2 separate regions of the Homo sapiens genome follow, and region 2 is linked to region 1. Evidence: read pairs that join two places in POLR2A ChIA-PET (ENCODE). Cell type or tissue: CD4-positive, alpha-beta T cell. All regions are shown on one strand. Each heading gives the region's core, and the rest is flanking DNA. Links, peaks and the distances in the headings are about the cores only.

The links. Peaks named below come from ENCODE experiments on the same cell type or tissue, not always from the same donor. Only the 100,000 strongest peaks of a DNase experiment are listed, where the experiment ranks them.
Region 2: POLR2A ChIA-PET joins it to region 1 with 13 read pairs; 8 of 35 experiments call an interaction of 5 or more read pairs at or near these places.

Annotation. Positions count from the first base shown.
Region 1 is chr5:35,772,942-35,781,288 of GRCh38, reverse strand. SPEF2 (sperm flagellar 2) reads right to left here. Exons shown (of 37, transcript NM_024867.4): 28 at 7,268-7,396; 29 at 4,894-5,032; 30 at 1,943-2,172. Among named protein-coding and RNA genes, the nearest start is that of IL7R, 80 kb to the left of the region's middle. In CD4-positive, alpha-beta T cell, for the core only: CTCF peaks have their summits at 3,317 and 3,527 (motif pointing left); DNase peaks (open chromatin) are centred at 858, 3,458 and 7,118; H3K4me3 peaks cover 1,150 bases; H3K27ac peaks cover 987 bases.
Region 2 is chr5:35,830,719-35,839,065 of GRCh38, reverse strand. No RefSeq gene overlaps it. Among named protein-coding and RNA genes, the nearest start is that of IL7R, 22 kb to the left of the region's middle. In CD4-positive, alpha-beta T cell, for the core only: no CTCF peak of the experiment used is centred there; no DNase peak of the experiment used is centred there; H3K4me3 peaks cover 867 bases; H3K27ac peaks cover 6,698 bases.

The DNA of each region.
Region 1 (8,347 bases), core at 319-8,318:
ATTCATACTGTGTCCCAGAAAGAACTCAAATAGTTGTTCATATTTCCTTCCTCTTTGCTTGCCTTTTCAAATTAAACTCTCAGCTCCTAGGGCAAATGGTTTCCTTTTACTCTGCTTTTAAAAAAATAAAAATTAAAAAAAAAACAACTCCGTTTCTCCCTCCCTCCCTTCCTTTACTTCCTCTCCCTCCCTTCTTATTTCTCCCATAGTCTGAAAACATTTATCTGTTGACATCTTTGTGTCCCAAGGGTTTCTAGAGTTAATCTTCTGAGACACATGTCAAGTTATAGCTGCTATTTTTTAAAATTTATTTTTAAATTTTTAGTGGAAATATGAGCTCTGGATTTGAGGTTGGATCCAAGAAAGTATTATGATTAGCATCATGGATACTAGGGTCCCTGCTGAAAGATATATTGTAAGTGGATGATAATTTTCAAAATCCACTTCTACCTATTCAAGTGTCCCCAGATGCCTTTAGTTTTTACCTATTAATTGAGTGATTTCCTCCCAGTCACCAGAGTGTAGGATTAAAGCAAACCACATGTCATGTTTAGAATCCACTTACACTTATCTTTTTATTTTATGTGTAAAATAATGGCCTGGATAAAATGAAGAGAAAAAGCAACTCTGAAGAGGGAAGTACATAATAACAGGGCATTGTGGAGCTCGCACCATGTAGAAGAGGGTGCACTCTGTCTGACTAAAGGACTGAAGGAATTTCATGGACTGATTTGTAAAGTCGAGATTTTTTGTACCTGCTGATGGCCATGTTTCCTTCGTGCCCAAATGCTGCCAAATGGCACCTCCGTCCCTCCACAGCTGAAGTGTGGGCTTTTATACCTTGGAGCTGTAAAGCCTGCTCTAGCTGATTTGATGAGCTGACACATCAAAGCGCAAGGTTCACCCAGGCACACACACATACACCAATTTCACCTATTGGGCTTGGCAAGGAAGCTTTCGGACTTAGAGTAATGCTCTTTTTACTAATGATATATGATGTGAATTTCTGGAAATACTGGACTTTTTTAAAAAGTAACATTGTATTAATACTAAAGTCAGTTGACTATGCTACAGGGAAAAGTAATAATTTCCCAATAAGTAGTATATGTTGAAAAGTAAAAGAAATCTGCTTATGAGAGGCAACTTAGTTCAGTGAGAAGGGGCAAGAACTTTGGATCTGCAGAGTTCTGAATGATATATGACCATAGGCAAAAAATCTGCTAAACTCCTCTGTGAGTCAGTATCTAGACCTTTAAAGTGGAGATGATAATCCTATGTGATCTGTCTGAATTACTTGTGCTATCAATCGACAGAACTCATTGAAGAATATCTGGAAGTAGGAAAAGGCTGAATAAAAAAAGCCTGTGCAGATGCTGTAGGTCCATGCTGATAAAATGTGAAAGAGATAAAATTGTTGTGTGCAGAAAACATTTACACATACATATGAACAAACCGACTAATTAATTAAGCAAACATTTTCTAACAGCTTATTTGATTCTGCTTATGGTCTACAAGCACTGAGGGAAAAGGCCAACATAAAAGGGAAATCTTCTACTGCCTGGTCTCCCCTCACAGAAACACAAACTCATAATCTCAATATAAAATCTAAACTAGAAGTATGCACAAAGTCTTTCTGTAAGCTGCCAGGTGGAGTAATACTCAAATATACAAACTTGTCAGCAAGGGTCGGGGAGGACAGGAGAGAGGAATTACCAGGAATGAGGACCACCACACTGCTCAAGCATTATTCACAGTGGGTCCTGCTTGTTTAATTAGGGTCTATGTTGTATGAAACAAATATTTAATAAACTAGAACAAAGCAAGGGCATGTTTTAGTGCCACATGATCCCATAGAGCTGATTTTACTTGTTGGCAAGTGATTTCTGTCCTGGTTAATCTTAACCTTTTTTTGTGCTCTTTTCATGATAATTATTTTTCCTACCTTTAGGTGCCATATCTAAGAACTGATCTCGAAGACTGTCAAGCTGTTCAATGGTCAGGGTACCATCTTCTTCCTTTTCTACAGGTGGAGGACGTATTGATGGGGGAGGATCTGGGAAGACTTTTATATTGCCATTAATGAAGAAGTCTTCTTGGCTTAAATAAAGTTCATTCTGAATTTTTGTAGATGTTTCAATGTGATAGCGAGCTACGTCAGTTAATTTTTCTGTACTGAAAGTGGTAAAATGGATAGCGTTAACCCCATGAAAGATACTATTAGATTAATAAAGTTTGCTTATAAGACATATACACAAAAGTAAACAGATTATATAGCTCTTAGACAACTCCATCTGCATGCTTATAAATTTCAATTTGTCCCCAAATCTATTTTGTAAAAAGGCAGGGTATAAATAAATGCAGATTAAATAGAAAATGCATGCTTATTAAACAGCTACTAGTTACACATTTTACACAAAACTGAACTTAAAGAGAACCTATTAAATATAGTTTTTATTAGTATTAGAATATATTTTACTATGTAAGCAAGACTATATCAAGGGTTATATTTCATACTAAGTATGAACCAGAATAAGGTTATATGGCATAATACTCTGTAAAACATGACTATTAGAATTACATTTATTTGGAATTAGGATGAATTATAAAGTGAATCAAGTTCAATAATGTATTTCTAGAAGAGTGGCTTTTCTCTATTTCTGTCAAAGAAGTTTGATGTTATCTAAAACAAAGATGTCAGAATAGCCTCTGTTGTATATAATCCATTGAAATTGCTTTGCTATCTTCATGAAGAATAACAATTCCTAGCTAGATAACATGGTAAAGCAGCAACAGCTGGGAACCACTATGATGCGGTAGAAAGAGTGCTGGAATCTGAGTTCTCATCCTAGGACACTCTCTAGCCAGAGATCCTGGGCTCTCTGAATTTCCTTGTCTTTGCAATGGAATCAACAACGCAACACTCCCTATCTTATGGTTATTAATGTGAACTCATATACGGCAAAGATTTAAACTGTACTGGGGGTATAGTTAATGACCTTTTAAAAATTATTTTAAAGGCTAGAGAAGTTTTATACATGAATAAGTGCATTATCGCTGTATTGAAGAAAGGATCTTGTTTATATATTACAATGAAAGTGAGCAACACAGAAAAATGCATATTTGATCTCATTTTATATAATTCATAGGCACCAAATATACCACATACTGAACATATAACTGAAAATTTAAAAAGTAGCATTAGTTGCTGTCTTTCAAAAGATACTCTAGAATTCAACTCCAGAATGTTGTCTTTGTAAGTGTCCATGTAATACGTGTTAGCCAATTAGTTTATGCTTTTAGGGTGGTTGCGTGCTCGGGGACAGAGGAGGTCACTGGATAGCTGCTGAGTTTACGTGAGTGAGGAGGGACTCCAAATGTGGATTGAGACCCAACCATAGCCCGGCACGATACTCTGTAAAACATGACTAGTAGAATAATACCTTTACTGGGCATCAGGATACTAAAACAGATGCGCGCCACCTAGTGGAAGGTTACTAAGAGTAATCTTAACAACGGAAGGAAAAAAGTGCCAGGAAAATAAGAACAGGATTTGAAGGTCAAAGGGATCTGCCAGCTATTTATTTATTTATTTATTTATTTATTTATTTATTTATTTATTTATTTGTATCACATTTCTAGGTTTTAACTTCTTGTGGCCACAGTTCATGACAGCATCTGTAGATTCACAGGGCAGACATATACAATATAAATCTGAGAAATATGAATACATCTGCTAAAATATGCATTTACACTGGATGGCCACATGGATGGGAGCCATGAGTCCCAAAAATGAAGAAGATAGACTTTCATTTCAAAATAGCAGGCAGAGAACAGAAATGAATATTATTACTGTGTGATGCTGATGAGTAACTGACTTGGTTATCCAGTAGCAAAATGATTTTAAGCATTACTGCAGTAAGCTTACTTATGCTTGTGTTTGTATTTTTTATTCTGTTTAATGTTTCTTTGTTTGTTTTACTATGGAGCAATAGTTCTAAACAACTAGGCTGAAGACTTTACAAAAGAACTTCACTATGAGACAAGGACCAGAGAAAACGAACCATAACAGCTGCTTTTTACATGAAAATTGTTGCTTCTAAGAATAATTGCCTTTTGAATACTGTTTGTGTAGCAACTTCTAAGTTTTCAGTAAATGTTTATTGTAAACTGTAGTGCATCTTGGAATCTAGATCTAGGGTAAACTTCTGAAATAGCCTGGCTGGAGTGTTTCCTTGTATAGATGAAGCCAATGAGGCCCAGAGCAATCAAGCATGCTACTAATTTGTGGACAAGATGGGGCTCCTGGTCTGGACAATCATGACTCACTCTGCTGACCTGCCTCTTTGTACCTTTTAAGGTTGAACTAACAGGATGAGAGTCATTGCCCCTCAGTAGCAACAAAGGTCTGGGAAGTCTTTGGAACTCAACAGAAAAGTAGAACTTGGGGTTGGTCTTACAAGAGAATCAGTCTAGCTGGTAAAACATTCCAGTGAATGACTTTTTAATCTCCCCTTAATTGGCTCTGACTGATAATAAATCTACCATTGGAAAAGTATCAAGGATTATTTTACTTCTAAAAACTATTTTTAAATTACCTATAATCTTACCTTGTAAAATAAGGTTCTCATTGATTAGTATGACAGCTAAACTCATAAATATTGTGCAAAGTTTAATATAGCAATAGAACCCTTTGATGCATGATTTACTGTTAGAAAAGAGTTAATACAAACATGATAGTAAAGCTCATATTATCTGTTTATACACGTGATTTCCTAAAAGGCCAAAATTTATATTTGTAACTAACTTAAATTTGTAAATACCTTAAAAATCTTCATCAATTTTGGTACTTAGAATACACAAAGCATATTTTCAGAAAGTCATGTAGTACTTTACCTGGCCATTTCATTCAAATACCTCTCACCAAGCCATTTTTCCATGAGTTTATATACATCAACCACCTTTGTTACTAAATCTTCAAGAAGAGCCAATGCTTTTGTCTTTATCAGTTCAAGTCGAAATTGCGTGGCTATTTCTATTTGCAAAGAGAAATAAGAATGTTTTAACATATTGCAGTGCATGCATTTACTAATGAACAGATTCACTTTGAAACCACTGGTGCTTCAATTTGTGAAGCTTTAGGTGCACGTTTAATATACCAGAATAGATAAGATGATATCCATCTCACTGAAAAGCAAAATGTAATATGTGGTAGAGTCATTTGAGAAATTATCTGAACCAAAACTATAATTGAGCTTTTTATCTATTGCACTTTGTAGCAATCTACTCTTTGATAAATGAAATGTGAAAACACGCATAGGTAATTTCTGAATTTTGAAAAGGGAGTGGGGACCGTGCTTATCTCCTTACTTTAGAACCTGGGGTGGCATTGCCATTGTATTTCTCAGCACCACTAAAATCAGGGCAAACTCCATGTGCCCCTGGGCCTATTACCGATCCTGGCACATAATCTGGTTGGTGGATTTTATCTCCAAAATTTTTCCAGTTTCTCTTTTTGGCTTTTTTCATCATCATCGCATAGTTTGGGTGCTGATTATCTCTCACTTAAACTGTTGCAATAGCCTCAATCCTACTTTTTCTAACTCTCTTCCCCCACCTCAAATCCAAATCCACCTCCACACTATCCAGAGTAATTTGTCTTACCTGCAGATGTGATCATAATCACTTTACTGCTCATAATTTTCCCTAGCTCCCAGTTGCCACCAGGGAAGAATTGAACATTCTTGGCAGTGCCTAGATAACCCTCCATGGTGTGGCCTCCCCATCTCCCAAGTCGCTCCTTCCCAGAACATGCCTCATGGTCCTAAGCTACTCACAAGCTGATATGCCTCTTACCCCTCTCTCTGCCATGGCACGTAATACTCCTCTTCATTCTCACGCCAATTTTTCCCCTGGAAAAACTTATCCATAGTCTTCCAATTCCGCTCAAGAATTAGTTCCGTTGGTAAGTCAGGAACTCCCCTCATGTCCCCTTTGCCCAATATGCCCACCACCAATATCACATTTTTTTTTGAGACAGGATCTCACTATGTTGCCCAGGCTGGATTCAAACACAATCGATCCTTCACCTCAATCTCTTCAGTAGCTGTGACTACAGGCCCAGCTGTCAACAGGTCAACATGCAACAGTGATTGCATTTCTCTTCCTTGAGACTGAGTTTTATTTTTTGTTTATGTTTGTACATATAAATGTGTGTCTCCAGCAACTATCACAGGACTTGGCACAGAGTGGAAAGTCAATAATCATTTGTTATATGCATAAATGAATTTTGCTACACTAAGGATCATGTATGGAATGAACTGAAAGATGAAGTATACTGAAAACCACTGAAATCAGATGCAGGGCAGGCAATATGGGAGATGCATCTGTCCTGGACTTGCCTGATGCCACAGTCTCCCTGTGTTCAACTGACTTCAGATTTTATTGTTGGGGTTTTAGAAGTGGGTGGTAGTAAGATGGGAAGGACAGGGGAGAGAAAATGAGAGAAACAAGGGATGGAAATCATACTTAGTAGTTAATAGTCACTGAGTAGTTAAAGGTGTCTCGGCATACCCCATGCCACATTTTTGTGGTTTTGTCATCTTGTATATTGACCGTGTTTTTTTCCCTTAGGATATGTTTGCTCAGTTTCCTGATCTTTTCAGATTTCATTTAGAATTGCATTACAAGACAATTCAGAGAGCCATAAGGAGAATATGTTTTGTGGAGTCATAGCTCCTATAGAGAAGAACACCTCTGAACATAATAGATATATGACTGGCTCTCCTATGGCCTTTGTTCCCAAGGACTCATTTTCAGGGCCTGTTAGCCTTTAGTTAAAATTTATTTTCCTAATTAGGTACCTAAATTATTCTTACTGTAATATAAAACCACTTACTTTAGGTAGTCCCTATCTAAACCTGTAAAATCATACGAACTTTCAACATTTTCTTTTGTTTCTGTTTTATGAGATTTTAATTACTGCTATTGCTTTTTCTAACCCATTACCAAATTCTTTTTGGTTCTTTTTGAGATCGTGTCATCAGTTAAGACTGATTAGGTGATGCCAAAACATCTGACTCATGCAACACTCAAATCTAGTCCTCACGTGGTCAAACGAAAACAGTCAACTGAATATTGTGCTTTTCAACCTCTTTGCTGTATGTTCTCATAGACATGGTCTGAGGCAATTGATGAGCCAGTTGTGGGCTGTTTGGCTACTGGTCTCCTTTCTACTGAAAAGCATCATCTTAGTCGTTTCAATCGCTACCTTCAAATTGCAAGGCAGCAAGGTGTTCTTCTTTTATTTTGACCCTCAGTTCATTTTTCCTTTTGATTTCAGCAATTTCCTCTGTTGTTACTATGACAGGAGTTGCTTCTGCCATAGGTGGTGATTTACCTGAAAGGGCAATGAAACATGCTGAGTAAACTAACAAAATACAAAGGTGTGCACATAGTACTTGGACAGAATGAGCACAAAGCAAAGTTTGTTAAGCTATAAACCTCTAGTGATTCGGAAACAATGAAACCTTGGTCCTCCCAGCATCTGTGATGAAATATTGAATTTTTCCTTGAGAATTCTCTGTATGGTTCCTGGGCTGGACTCATATAAAAACGCCCCATTTGTGTAGTATAATTAAAAAATAAGGTATGTAGCAAGTGCAAAAATGGTTACAGTTTCCAAACATAGTGAAATCCAGAGTTTAGGGACAGAAATTAGCAAATCCCCACATAGTGCTGACCCCATTAGACACCTGCAGAATTACCACTCCATAAGGGATAACTTCTATTAGCAAAGTGTTTCCTAGATCTTCACCAAAAAAGAAGATACGAGAATAACCTCAAGAAGATGTGGGTGAAATGCGGGTGATTGTCAAGAATCTGTAATCTCTTTAAATATGATTATTATTTTTTGAGACAGTCTTGCTCTGTCACCCAGGCTGGAGTGCAGTTGCATGCTCATGGTTCAATGCAGCCTCGACCTCCCAAGCTCAGGCAATCTTTCCACCTCAGCCTCCCTAGTAGCTGGGACTACAGATGTGTGCCACCACACCCAGCTATTTTATTGTATTTTTTTGTAAAGACAGAGTTTTGTCATGTTGCTTAGGCTGGTCTCGAACTCCTGGGCTCAAGCAGTCCACCTGTCTTGGCCTCCCAAAGTGCAGGGTTACAGGTGTGAGGCACTGCTCCTGGCTAATTTAATTATATTTTAATTAGAACTTAACTATAAGTACATCAGTGATTATATAAGAGAATTACAAAATATAAATTTGTCAGTACTTATCAAAGGATTTACCCATGGGCTATGGCAATATGATTCTAGTTGCAGGGCCCATTTACATAGCTCTAT
Region 2 (8,347 bases), core at 93-8,092, 58 kb before region 1:
TAAAATAATCATACTTTAGTATTCTCATATGAATAAGTAGAATCACAGAATCAATACAGGAAGAGGTGAATCATAGAGCAGATGATGTGATTTGAAGAATTATATGTCGTTCATGGGACTTTAGTGAGATTGAAAATCTCTTACTTCACATTGTCAAATACTCATAGATGTGCCCATGCAATAGAGATCTGTCTTCTTTGAAACTGGACTCTATTTCATAGAAGCTACAAGTGTTTTGGAAAGCATATTTGACCCACCAGACACTGCGGCATTCTCTTTGGGTGTGAGGGGTTGAACGAGATCATTGCGTGGTTGGATGAATGGGGGCTGGCTCTTCAAGGGTGTGGTTATAGGCAATGGGTCTACTTGTGTGGCTAAAAACCAAGTTTTAGTATTGATAGACAACTGGCATGCTTTGTTTTATTTAAGAAAAGAAATAGCTGATGTGCACATGTAGGGAAAATATGGGTATAGATGCCAAGAGCTTGAGTCACCAGAGAAGAAACATAGTGAGGGACTAAGGAGAGTGGGATGCTGCACAAGTTGGCAGTGACATATGCCATAGATCTTTGTGCGAACTGAGAGTCCTGGGCTATCTTACTGTGTGTATTGTACCACATAACAGCCTTGCTCCAAATTCTCAAAAAATCTGCAGTAAAAATCTATATTAGTGCTACATGTTAAGAGAGAGAACAGACAATAAGAACAACCATGTATAATAGAAACTATCTTATCTGACCTTCCCATAACTGACTCTTCAGACCTGCTGACCACCCAAGCCACACTGCTCTGACCAGTGGAGTTGTTTATTTACCAAAGACAAATTGTGTTTGTCTGCAAACTTGTTTACACCAGATGTAATTGTTATTATAATTATACAGGTAAGTTAAGTACTAGATCAACTGGTGAACTATCAATATAAAATAAAAATGATCATTTCTATAAGACATGTTAGAATTATTTGAAAAGTAAAGTTGAGGCCGGGCACAGTGGCTCACACCTGTCATCCCAGCACTTTGGGAGGCTGAGGAGTGTGGATCACCTGAGGTCAGGAGTTCAAGACCGGCCTGGTCAACATGGTGAAACCTCGTCTCTACTAAAAATACAAAAACTAGCTGGGCATGGTGGTGGGCACCTGTAATCTCAGACACTCTGGAGGCTGAGGCAGGAGAATAGTTTGAACCTGGGAGGCAGAGGTTTCAGTGAGCCGAGATCGTGCCACTGCACTCCAGCCTGAGGGACAAGAGTGAAACTCCATCTCAAAAAAAGGAAAGAAAAAAATTGTAACAGATTAAGTATGAGAGAATTTTTAATGATTAGTATAAAAACGTAAACATGTAAATGCACTGTTCACTCAGCTTCACAACAGGATATTACTCCACTTAAGAGAAAGTTAAACTATAAATTATTAGATGAGGCCTTATGAAATACAGGGAAAACAATATCAATCTCCAGTAAAAGGAACTATACTAAAAGAAAAACTATTTAGTCTTATACCAACATATTAGAAATGAATGCATATTAAGTAAAAATGTTCAGGTTATGATTTTTTAATGATTTTACTCTTTATCTTCTTATTTTCAGTATACTGATCAATTTCCACTTTGATAGGAGCGTTTCTGCAGCAGTAGTTTTTGTTGTTGCTTACTTTGTGCAGGTATTTATTGTTTTATGTATGCGTCACTACAACTCTTGTAAATTGTAGTACTATTCTCATTTTACAGGTGAAGTATCTAAAACTTAGGAAATTTAAATAACCAGCTCAGGCATACAGTTAGAATATACATAGCAAGAAATAAACAAATAAAACAATTTTTAAAAACCTTTATACTAGACAAAATTCTTAAATTGTAGTATTCAATTTTTTAAAAAAATTTACTGTACAACAGGGACTAGATTTCAAGGATATGCAAACATTTTAAATATCTATCTGCTCATGATACGAGGGGATGAAGCAATTAAAACAGATAACCACAATACAACATGGGAAAGGCTAATAACCATTAGAGAGCTATCAATCACATCAGAGATCATTTACAGGGTGGTAGGAAGAACCTGGCTGTGCAAGCCACTCCACTCAGTGCAAGCCACTCCACTCAGCCTCAGTTTTCTCATTTCAAAAATGCAGATAATAATACCTTTGTAAAGGGCAGTTATGAGCCTTAAAGCATTTAGCAGGAACCTGGCACGTAACAGGTATTCAGCAAACGGTGGCTATTATTGCTGGTTGATCCATGATATGTGCTTTCTTTGTTGTCCTCAGCATCAAAGGTTGATTTTCCTACTTTGCTCCCTTTATTTGATTTCATGCAAACCTGGGCTCTTCTAGTCAATCACCAAAGTCAGTCAATTCAAAATATTAACTATCAAACCAGTCTTTCTTTGGAGATCAGACACACAATGCACTGAACTCTTCCCCGGTCAGCCACCCGGTCTGGTGTTATGTGGATAGAGCACCTGCACTGTGTCCCAAATTAACACGGTCCTAGGAGGCTGCAAGAGTGGGTGGCCAGGGAAGAGGAGCAAGGCTGCTCACTCTCCAGACTCATTTCAAAAACGCATTTTATTGACAGATGGAGTATGTAAAGCAATCAGTCTTCACTGTGGTCTGAGTTACATTGATCTTTCTTTTTTATATTTTGTGAGTTTTTAATTGACTCTCATTTGGTCAAAAAAAAAAAAATAGATGTTTTTCACTGTCTGTTTCCCTGTACTTTGCTGTAGTGTTTTTCCCCCTCTTTGTGTTCACACCGATCTTGATTCACTGTTGCTCAGAACTTTTTCTCCTTTTTGGTAATCAAGATGATAACTCATTGCTATGTTTTGCATTCACAGATGAACTAGGATATGAGATCTAAGTGCATATTTTATGATATTTAAAGTTAAAATTATTCAGAAATTTTAAATTTCATCACTTGGCATACTTAAATTTTAAAAATTTAGTCAAGATAATAAAAAAGAATGTCGGAAGTGTCTGCTTAACGCTAACCACAGATTCCAAAGACTTCAACAACTTGAATAGTCTCATTTCTTCAAAAGTTTAGTCATAAAGCATCACTTTCAGTCTTTCTCTGATTAACACTGAAAAAAGAAACCATTGCCACCACTCCTTTCCCTCAACTTTCTAGGTAGATGTTTTGCAATTACAAGAAATGTTTGTTTATGAGGCATTTGAAGGAACCACTATGATGCCAAGTAAGAATTTTAATTATGAATGCCAGCAAATAATTTGGAATTGCTATGGCTGGAATTGAGGAAGAATTGTGAGAATGTTTATCAAAGAAAAATCTCAAAGTTCTAAATGGTAATGGAAAGGACCCCAGGCAGTAGAAAGAAGTAACAGCTCATGGCCAAAAAGCTATCAGTGAAAAAATAATTGCAAAAGGGCTACGTTACAGTGAGAGAAAGGCGACTCTTAGTAGGCTTAAAATTGGCAACAACCCCTTAAAGAGCTGAATGAATAAATGCATGGACATGCGGCTCACTATCTATCACTGGCATCCTCGTCATCATTGTCATCATCATCATCATTATCACGATCATCATTGCTAACACATGCAGGGATCTTCATCCTATTTCATTTAATTATTACAACAACCTTATTTCCTAGGAAAGAAAACTGAGGCTTTGAGATTTAAATAATATTCCTGGAGTCACACTGCCATTTTAAGAAAGATGTAAGTTCATATGATTTCAAACCCAGGCTCTTCATGACTACATGAATATGTCTCTGAGAATACAACTTCGAAATTATATGTGTAGGAAGGAGCCAAACCTTAAAAGTTAGTCTGGGCCTTGAAAAGACTCTTTCAAAATCATCTCAGTAAAAGAAAACTCCCCAATCCTGTGTCCAAGGAAGAGACTCCTTTGGCTCCCTGGCATTCTACTCTGATGCCGCATAGTCCGCTGTGGTGCACATTCTAGTTGCCCCTCTGCTGCATTTCCATGGCCTCTTGGGGACTCACTACAATGGGGATGGGTGGGCAATGACCTGTTCTAGTCTGTGTCCTTCAGTAAGTAGGAAGTTCACTGAAGAGAGTCTTGATGTCCGAAACTGCCTGGAGCTTCATTTGAGGTCTTCTAGTTCAATCTCTTATAAAAGTTGACTGAATAAAGAAAGCTTGGGCCGGGTGCAGTGGTTTACGCCTGTAATCCCAGCACTTTGGGAGGCCGAGGTGGTCGGATCACTTGAAGTCAGGAGTTTGAGACCAGCCTGGCCATCACAGTGAAACCCCGTCTCTACTAAAAATACAAAAATTAGCCAGGAGTGGTGGCATACAGTTGTAGTCCCAACTACTCGGGAGGCTGAGGGAGGGGAATCGCTTGAACCCGGGAGGCGGAGGTTGCAGTGAGCCGAGATTGCGCCACTGCACTCCAGCCTGGGTGACAGAGTGAGACTCCAACTCAAAAAAAAAAAAAAAAAGAAAGAAAAAAAACTTGAAAGTAAAGCTAATTTGTTTATGCAGTAGTTTAAGTTCATTTTCTTTTGTTGAAGTCAGTAAAACATAAAAAAAATGCTACTCATGGCTTTTCAGAGGCATCTTCACATACATGAAAAAACATTACTAAATTACACACACACCTTTCTTTCAGGAAGAATAATCTCAGATCCTCTATGTTTTTATTACTGTGTCATCTCTCAGCCCTCTAGCTATCTGAATGGTTCTCCTCTAACATTTCTCCAAGTTGTTCTGCCCTGGCTTAGTTTAAGATCATGGATTTGGGATGCCAGCAAATGTCTTTCAGCACTGACTCTCTTGAGAGCCCTACCATGTTTTCTATAATCTGAAAAAGACTCCTGTACCTTCTAGGAGAGCAAATGCACATGCTGATGCCACTTCAGTGGAACAAATCAGAAAAAAGTAATCTTTCAGGTTTTCAGAAACAAGGTAGTTTCTGATTTAAAATTTTCAAATAATGAAAATGGGTTGACTTCAAGTTTTAAAAGATTGGGTTAATTAATCATCCTGGTTCGATTTACCCTCACATTCTTATTTCAGTTCTCAATGAAAGGAAGCCATAATCTTGAACATGTTTTTGCCCATCTTTCTTCTTCCTTGGTCCCTTCCCCGTTTTTTTTTTTTTTGCAGGTAACTCACAATTGGCTCAGTTCTGGCTGGCTGTATCTATTCCTTTCTTGGTTATATTGTGGTAAGTTACTTTGTCAAAGAATCAGTATTTTAACCATTGCAGGCAGCATCTTGATGTTTCCTGATAATATATCAACATGCTTGTTTGAACAACAACAACAAAAATGTGTTCAGGTAGGAAACTTTAGAGAAATTAGGTTTTCCATTTACATAGTTTAGATAGCAGTTCTGTCTTGACACATCAGCTTTTATTTTTGTGATGCACCAGAAGTTCACTTTGTTTTAGCCACTTTGAGGTAGTGGTGCTCTGTGAGACTGAGTTTTCAGATAAGTTGAAATTAGTCTTGTTTTCCCAGGCAATGAAAACACAATAAAAGTCTTGAGCCAATTTTGCATTGAAATAAAAATGATTTCCTACACCCCTCTTCTGCTTGGTTTCTGAAGTCCAGTTCACCCTCAGCCTTTTATTTCTGTAGACCCACTACCTTCTGAGCTGTGAGCCCACATATGTTCTAAGTCAGCACTTTGGGCCAGAATCATGCTGATAGCAACTTCTGCTTACGGATACAGTTGGTCTTGAACAAATTACGGGAACAAAGAGCTTTGTTTAATCTGACACTCTACTTGTGGTTTATAGGTGTTAAAAACATTTTTCCCAATAAGGGAACACCCAAAATACATGCAATCAGCCCATTGGCAATTATAGAATAAAAATGAATGGATGTATGGTTTATCTGGATAATTTTAGATATTATAAATGATAAGATCCTTCAAAAGCTTAATCGAGTGTCACTTTGAGTTGCATTTCCATATGTCCTAAATAAAGATCATTTTATGTGCAGCAGCGTTCAATACCAAAAGCATGATATCCTGGCAATGTTGCAATACTTCATAAAACACCAGATAATCTGATCAAATCCTACAAACAGCTTTTTAATTCAGAGATTTGTTTAAAAGTTCGTTTAGATTTGAGTCATCATTGTAGTAAAAAGGAATCAATTGGTTATCTGAGAGGAGATGAGTTTACTAAAGTAGCAACTTGATTCTTGGTGATAATGAGTCAACACTCAGGGAGAAAAAAAAAAGGATCATGGAAAAAGATGACACTATCTGAAAAACAGAGGATAGGATTTTGTAGTAGCATTTTCTGTCATTTTGCTCTTGTTTGATTGAAGAGACAATTCTATAATGATTTAAATTCATGTTCCCTCTTGATAAATGTTTCAGAGAAACCTTATATGATTGAAAATAGGTCAGCCAGTGTTGGTAAGTGATTTGCAATTGTTCAACACATTCCCATCGAAGTAGGTCAGATTAGTGTCCTGCTAAGCACGAGTATATTTGTTTAAAAAGGTGTTCAGTTCTAAAAATAAAAATCTATGTAACATTTGAATGAAAACAAGGAGAAAAAATTTAGAACTACATAGTCCTCCCTTTATACTGATTAAATATAAGTTACAGTCCATTCAAATGGAATCAGGTACAATGAGAAGACCAGACAGCTGGGCTTCAAGCCAGGATAGAAACAGATGAGATGATTACAATAACAGTAGAAATTGCCTTTAAAGCAAAATATCATTATTGTGGCATCAAATAATTCAGAATTTTAGTAAATCAGGTAACTTAGAGGGAAGTTTAATTAGGTACTAGCAATAAAGAAAACGATTCCAAGGTTAAAACACAGTTAAACCAACCAATAAACAAAAAACATGATAGAGCATGATTAAGAGATCAACTTATTTCACAAGTATTTGCAATTGCTTTAGAACCAACAACATTGATATGTGAATTTAATATTGTTATTTACTGCATTTCACTAACCTATGATGATATTAATTGTAAGGTTCATTTCAATCCCAAAGATGTTAACTCTGAAAAGAATAATCTTCTGAAAAAATGTTCTTTAATCAGAAAGCACATTTGTCATCCTAGTTCTTATTATCATATATGTTTGATGTTTGAAGATAATAGAATTGTACAATAGAATTGTACTTCTTGGAGACTATTATATTGCTTATGCCATTGCTGTGAAGTTATGAGAGAGGGACACACATGTTGCAAAGCATATGTCTCGTGTGTGACAAATTTGATGTTTTATCACAGGGTGTCCCGCCCAATCTGTGGCTCACACTATGTCCCCAGTACTGTTTGGCTGCATTTCCAGAAGCCAGCAACAGGACTAGAATCCATGTTTCCAATGGACCCTTTAATTCTTGAGAAGCTGTGGAGGAGATAGAGTGACACTTTATCTCTTTGGTCTCTTCTTAGCTTGTAGCGGCTAATGCCTTATGACGGAAGAGTGAGCCTGGACACTTACTGCCTAGTTCCAGGTCAGTATTTGGCTGGAAAGAGAAGTTACTATGGATCAGAGGCTGTGGTTCTCCTAATTGCTCTTAGTAATGGCCATCACCACTTCATCCATGCAGGCTTGGGTACTTCCTGTCTACTTGGTGGATAACATTTGATTCCTAAAGATGGAGTGAGAATGACATAAAGTTATTTGCCAAGGAAGAGCAAATGTTTACACTTACTTGACACCTGAAACCCTTAGAATGCTAACTGAAGCAGACTTTCCTTAGCTAACTGTAGGTAAATATTATACTACCCACCAACACTATTGTATGAAAGATTACTGCAGGTAACAAGAAAAATGAGACAAGGAAGACTGTCTTTGTGCTAATCCATGGTTAGAACCTTCCTTTAGGAAGGAATCTTCTTAGAAGAGAAGGAAGCACATAGTAGATGTTTTGGATATCTAGATATCTTACTACTTTTCAATTTCTCATAAAAATAAACATTTTGGGTGACAGCACCTGATGTATCAGATTATGTATTTGTTTAGATCAAACAGCTTTGTCATTGAAGTGAACTAAGATCTGTTCCAGAGCTTCCAAAGAGAAAGAATTGGAAACCTATGCTGTTTTTCATTTCTGAAATGGTTAAAGCATTGCCCTGGACTATAAAACTGGGACTGTGGCTTGGAAACAATCTTTGATATTATCTGAAAATCTTCAAAACAAAATGCAAGTATGGCCGTATTTTTTTTTCTAGCTGATCTGCCATATGTGTATTTTGGCTGTCTGTCTGATTGTGCTCAGATGTGGGTAGTGGTAGGGAGGAAAAAATAATGTTTCTTAACTCTGAGGATAAAAAGACTTCAAACTGTGTGCCTCTCACATCCTTTGGTAATCTGCCCCACATTCTGCACCGTGATGTGGGATATAGATACTGCTAATTTGGTGTTTATTTCTTCGGAG